Regions from separate parts of the Homo sapiens genome. Here region 2 is linked to region 1. A link is a loop called in an ENCODE intact Hi-C map of the cell type or tissue named here. Cell type or tissue: endothelial cell of umbilical vein. All regions are shown on one strand.

Region 1 (2,500 bases):
GCAATAGTGAGACAGCGGAGAGGGGGGCTCTTCCTTCCTGCAGAGGCAGCTGCCTGTGTTCCAGCATTCGGCGGGACTGCCCCAGACTGTTGGGTCCCTCTGCCTGGCCTCAGGGATCCGGTTCTCATTGGGATCCAGGGCTGGGGAGAGAAGGAAGGGCGCCTCTCCCAGGCCTCCAGCCCTCCCTCAGCAGGGGATTTTCTTGTGGATGCAAATTGGCCGGTTACTTGAGACGTTCTCCAGTCAAATAATTCTCTCCCCCGTCAGCTGGGCCGCCAAGCGCCAGGGATGTTATGACAATGGTCGCCCTGGCAACGGCGGGAAGGCGTCGGGGCTGCTGGCTGTGGCTGCCGCGATTTCATTACCCGCACGGGGTCTGCTCACCCGAGAACCTTAATAACACAACCAGGGACCCGGTCCTGCAGGTGCACTGTGCCCGCTTGGAAAAGGACTTGGGATTTATTTTTAGTGGCCTGGCGTTTAACCACCAAGGATGTTGGTTTATTGAAAGACCAAGAAAAATGTATTGAGCACCGACTGTATGCCAGGCACGGATCTGAACGCTGGGGAAATGACAGGCAAAGCCCGTGCTCTCTTGAGCTGACATGATGGGTGTGTGGTGGTGGTGGGGGGGAGGCGTAACCATGGAAACCAATAAACAGGATGATTTGTGAGATAGCAAAGTGCCACCAAGGAAAGAAAGCAGGGCGGCGTGATGGTGGCATTGAGAGGAGCTTGGGCAGAGGTGACACCTGAAGGAACGGAAAGGGCTGTTTATGCCTAAAGCTGACAGAAGAGCTCTCGCCGGTGGGACAAGCAAGTTCAAAGGCTGGAGCTCTTTGCTGCTCATGTGTACCTTTAGGGAGAAGGCAGCGATTATGGGGTGCTGACGGGCAGTCCTGAGGGACACAGAGGGCTCTGGAGCCTGCCTCTTTATGTGTGTGACCATAAGGCCAGCCCTGTTCCATTACTGAGCCTCAGTTTTCTCGTGTGTAAAATGGGCTGAGAGCCAAGCCCCTTCCCTTGGCGCTGCTGCGAGGTTTACACCAGGGATGGTTCTTGCAAGGGCCTGGTCCCTAGAAGGCCCCCATGGTGTCCTGCATTCCCTCCCAGCTTTCACGGACTCCGCTTTCGTTCTTAAAAAAAAAAAAAAAAAATAGCACCTAAGGGGTGAGGATTTGGAGCTCTGTCAAACCCAACGGCCAGGACGTTCCCGGAGGTCTCTGGGTTGGATTTGGGTTTAGATTCGGAGTGAAAAGTTCCCCATTTCACATTAGGGATTTCAGACACAATTATTTTTAGCTCTGTCACATGTCTTGACTTTTTGATTTTTTTTGTTGTTGTTGTTTATGCTGCTAAATTTACCGCCATGCTAATACAGAGTACAGTAATAAGGCGCTGCGGATGCTCGGATGGGCCAAGGCCCGGAAAATTTTCCATCTGTCGTGGAAGGTGCCAGGCTGCCCCCTGGTGTGGAGATGGAAAATTACACCTCCGGGCTCCAGCTCCGTCGGATTTCCGCAACCTGTGATCCCTCTAACCCCAGGCCCAGGGGACCTCATTCTACACCTGGGCAGTGCAGAGTCAGACGGTGGGCTCGGCTTAGATGTGCTATTTCCAAAAGTCCTGTGTTTCTTTATTTGAAGATGGAACCTTTGGGTTTTTTTTTTTCTTCTTCTTCTTCAGTTTGGCTCTGCATGGACTTGAATTGAGGTCGACCTAAATATCAATTAGGCCGCCTGGCAGGGTGAAGCCATACAAAGGCCCTTTTCTAATTGTGCTTCTCAACCGTTGATGGTCTGTTTCAGCAGAGAATCGTGAAGAGAGCACGGGACTGGGAACTAGAGGTCCTGAGTTCAAATCACGATCCCGATGCTGCTTTATCTGTGTGATCACGGGCACAATTCCAGCAATTCCAAGGCCTGGTTTCCCCATCTGTAGAATGATATTTACAATCGGGCCAGGTACTGTGGCTCATGCCTGTAATTCCAGCACTTTAGGAGACCAAGGCAGGAGGATTGCTTGAGGTCAGGAGTTTGAGGCCAGCCTGGGCAACATAGCAAGACTCTACCTTTACAAAAAATGAAAAAATTAGCTGGGTGTGGTGACACACGCTTGTGGTCCTAGCTACTTGGGAAGCTGAGGTGGGAGGATTGCTTGAGTTCAGGAGGTTGATGCTGCAGTGAGCTATGATTGTGTCACTGCACTCCAGCCTGGACAACAGAGCAAGACCCTGTCTCAAAACAAGTTGAAAAAAAAAATCTAACACTCACTTCAGCATTGTCATGATACTCAAGGAACCATTCTGGAAAATAATTTATTTAGAGATGTTGGTAGATTAAGATGAATACCTGAAATTCACCGAGTAGAAGGGTCAGTGCCTTTCCCGCCTTCTGCGGTAAAGAAAGAATCAGCTTTATCTTTTCTGACATTTTGCAGCCAATACTTTTGTGAAATAGAATAAAGATGATTTGCGAGGGAAATGAAATGCAAAAAAACG
Region 2 (2,500 bases), 160 kb before region 1:
TTGTCACGGCTTCTTACGATACCAATGTGATTATGTGGGACCCCTACACCGGCGAAAGGCTGAGGTCACTCCAGTAAGGACTGAATCCCTGCTATGACTTTTTTGTGGGGGGACTGATGAGGAACCTGCCTGGGATTAGACATGTCTCTTTTAGAATCTGGGACATGGGAGGGGACAAGCTGGATAAAAAGGCACAGTGGGTCTCTTTTGAGACGGAGTCTCGCTCTGTCACCCAGGCTGGAGTGCAGTGGCGCAATCTTGGATCACTGCAACCTCCACCTCCCGGGTTCAAGCGATTCTGCTGCCTGAGCCTCCCGAGTAGCTAGGACTACAAGCGTGCGCCACCAGGCCTGGCTAATTTTTGTATTTTTATTAGAGATGGGGTTTCACCATGTTGGCCAGGCTAGTCTCAAACTCCTGACCTCAGGTGATCCACCGCCTCAGTCTCCCAAACTGCTATTATAGGCATGAGCCACTGCGCCTGGCCTGGTTCATTGCTTCTTAGTGATGCCTTGTCAATTAAGCCCTCTCAAGTAGCTTTGAGTGTCTTCCAGTCTCCTGATTCAGGTGGCTGTGTGTACTTCTTCGGAATCAGCATTATGAAGCCTCAATATGACTCTTTATTTCCATTTACTAATAACTGTAGTAACAAGTTCAGAAAGAGCCTCTTATCGAAACTGTGCTTTCCAAAATGAGTTTCATGTTCTCACAAACTTGGTCTCCTTTTTCCTTTTGTGTCTGTTGTTTTATGAAGCAAATAATAGGCAGTCCTATAATTATCATGTATCTTAGCCTAAAAAAGACTTGCAGTTTCTACTGTGGCATTAAAGTGAGGGCTGACCTACTTTGCATAAGCAAATTAGCACAAGGAAGTGTTAGTAACCCTTCATCCACAGGACACCTGGAGCCTTCTGAGATACCCTTTTTTTTCCCAGTGTGCAAATCCCAAGCTTTTCCACGAGGGGCACACAATGCATCTTGAGCCCTTTTGTAGCCAGGGCAGTTTGGCTTCCTGCCTAGGGTGATGATGGAGGGTGGAGAGCAGCCATCACTCCAGGCCTGCCATCCTGTTTCTTTCCTTCCCAGCCACACCCAGGTTGACCCCGCCATGGATGACAGTGACGTCCACATTAGCTCACTGAGATCTGTGTGCTTCTCTCCAGAAGGCTTGTACCTTGCCACGGTGGCAGATGACAGGTAACGAAGAGAACTCTCTTTACATGGCCTCAGAACAAGTGCTTGCAAGTAATGGCAGCAAGGCCCTCTTGGTCTGGCCCTGGGTCAGCTAATATCCAGATGTTCTCTCTCCCCATCCAGACTCCTCAGGATCTGGGCCCTGGAACTGAAAACTCCCATTGCATTTGCTCCTATGACCAATGGGCTTTGCTGCACATTTTTTCCACATGGTGGAGTCATTGCCACAGGGTATGTATTTGTTAGCTGAACAGATGGGTGGTGCTTTCTGCTGAGTATACCATGGAGCTTTTTAAGGAAAGAAACCATCTAGAATTTTCTTGCCTATGAGGAAAGCTTTAAGGCAATTCAAGATTATATAAAACTCAAATGATCGATTTTGCTAATAACGGTGTCCCATTTTCTCTGAATATTTAACCTAAATGTAATTAAAGATCTGTAAGTCATGCCACCTAATGGGCCAAGTTCACAAGGGAGAATAAAATTGAGATGATGCATAATATATGGGAAACCATTTAGGGCTAAAAGACCACTTTACAGGTAACATCTATAATTCAGTAGGTGGCACTCTTCCCCCTTATACTTTTGAACTAACTGTGGTCAGATTTAGAAAGGGCTGTGCCGAGAGAGAGACAGAGAGAGCGCTTTGGTATCACAGGTGTCTTGAGTTTTTCTAATCCTATCAGCAGCTTTAATTATTCAGCACCACAATTTTACATCCATTTCCACAGTCAGGGTTACATTTCACTCTCCGAAGTCTCCTGCTCTTTGCAGTCAAAACAGAAACATGAGTATTCATCCTCATGAAAACATGAACATCCAAGCTCTGTCTTAGCATCGGTTTCTGTTTCATTTTAGGACAAGAGATGGCCACGTCCAGTTCTGGACAGCTCCTAGGGTCCTGTCCTCACTGAAGCACTTATGCCGGAAAGCCCTTCGAAGTTTCCTAACAACTTACCAAGTCCTAGCACTGCCAATCCCCAAGAAAATGAAAGAGTTCCTCACATACAGGACTTTTTAAGCAACACCACATCTTGTGCTTCTTTGTAGCAGGGTAAATCGTCCTGTCAAAGGGAGTTGCTGGAATAATGGGCCAAACATCTGGTCTTGCATTGAAATAGCATTTCTTTGGGATTGTGAATAGAATGTAGCAAAACCAGATTCCAGTGTACTAGTCATGGATCTTTCTCTCCCTGGCATGTGAAAGTCAGTCTTAGAGGAAGAGATTCCACTTGCACGGCAACAGAGCCTTACGTTAAATTTTCAGTCCAGTTATGAACAGCAAGTGTTGAACTCTTTCTGCTTG

Evidence for each region. A loop is a pair of places that touch in the nucleus more often than their neighbours do. Peaks named below come from ENCODE experiments on the same cell type or tissue, not always from the same donor. Only the 100,000 strongest peaks of a DNase experiment are listed, where the experiment ranks them.
Region 2: a loop joins it to region 1, with 17 times the contacts of the local background. A loop is called at or near these places in 61 of 110 quality-filtered maps.

Annotation. Positions count from the first base shown.
Region 1 is chr12:117,873,991-117,876,490 of GRCh38, reverse strand. The region is part of intron 1 of KSR2 (kinase suppressor of ras 2); the gene reads left to right. Among named protein-coding and RNA genes, the nearest start is that of KSR2, 94 kb to the left of the region's middle. RefSeq lists an enhancer at 629-1,429. In endothelial cell of umbilical vein, a CTCF peak has its summit at 1,473 (motif pointing left); a DNase peak (open chromatin) is centred at 1,480.
Region 2 is chr12:118,033,911-118,036,410 of GRCh38, reverse strand. It overlaps WSB2 (WD repeat and SOCS box containing 2), which reads left to right. Exons shown (of 9, transcript NM_018639.5): 6 at 1-73; 7 at 1,087-1,197; 8 at 1,318-1,425; 9 at 2,053-2,500. The coding sequence ends at 2,215. It also overlaps a transcript of RFC5 not described here. Among named protein-coding and RNA genes, the nearest start is that of RFC5, 18 kb to the right of the region's middle. RefSeq lists enhancers at 679-728, 739-798. In endothelial cell of umbilical vein, a CTCF peak has its summit at 958; no DNase peak of the experiment used is centred here; H3K27ac peaks cover 554 bases.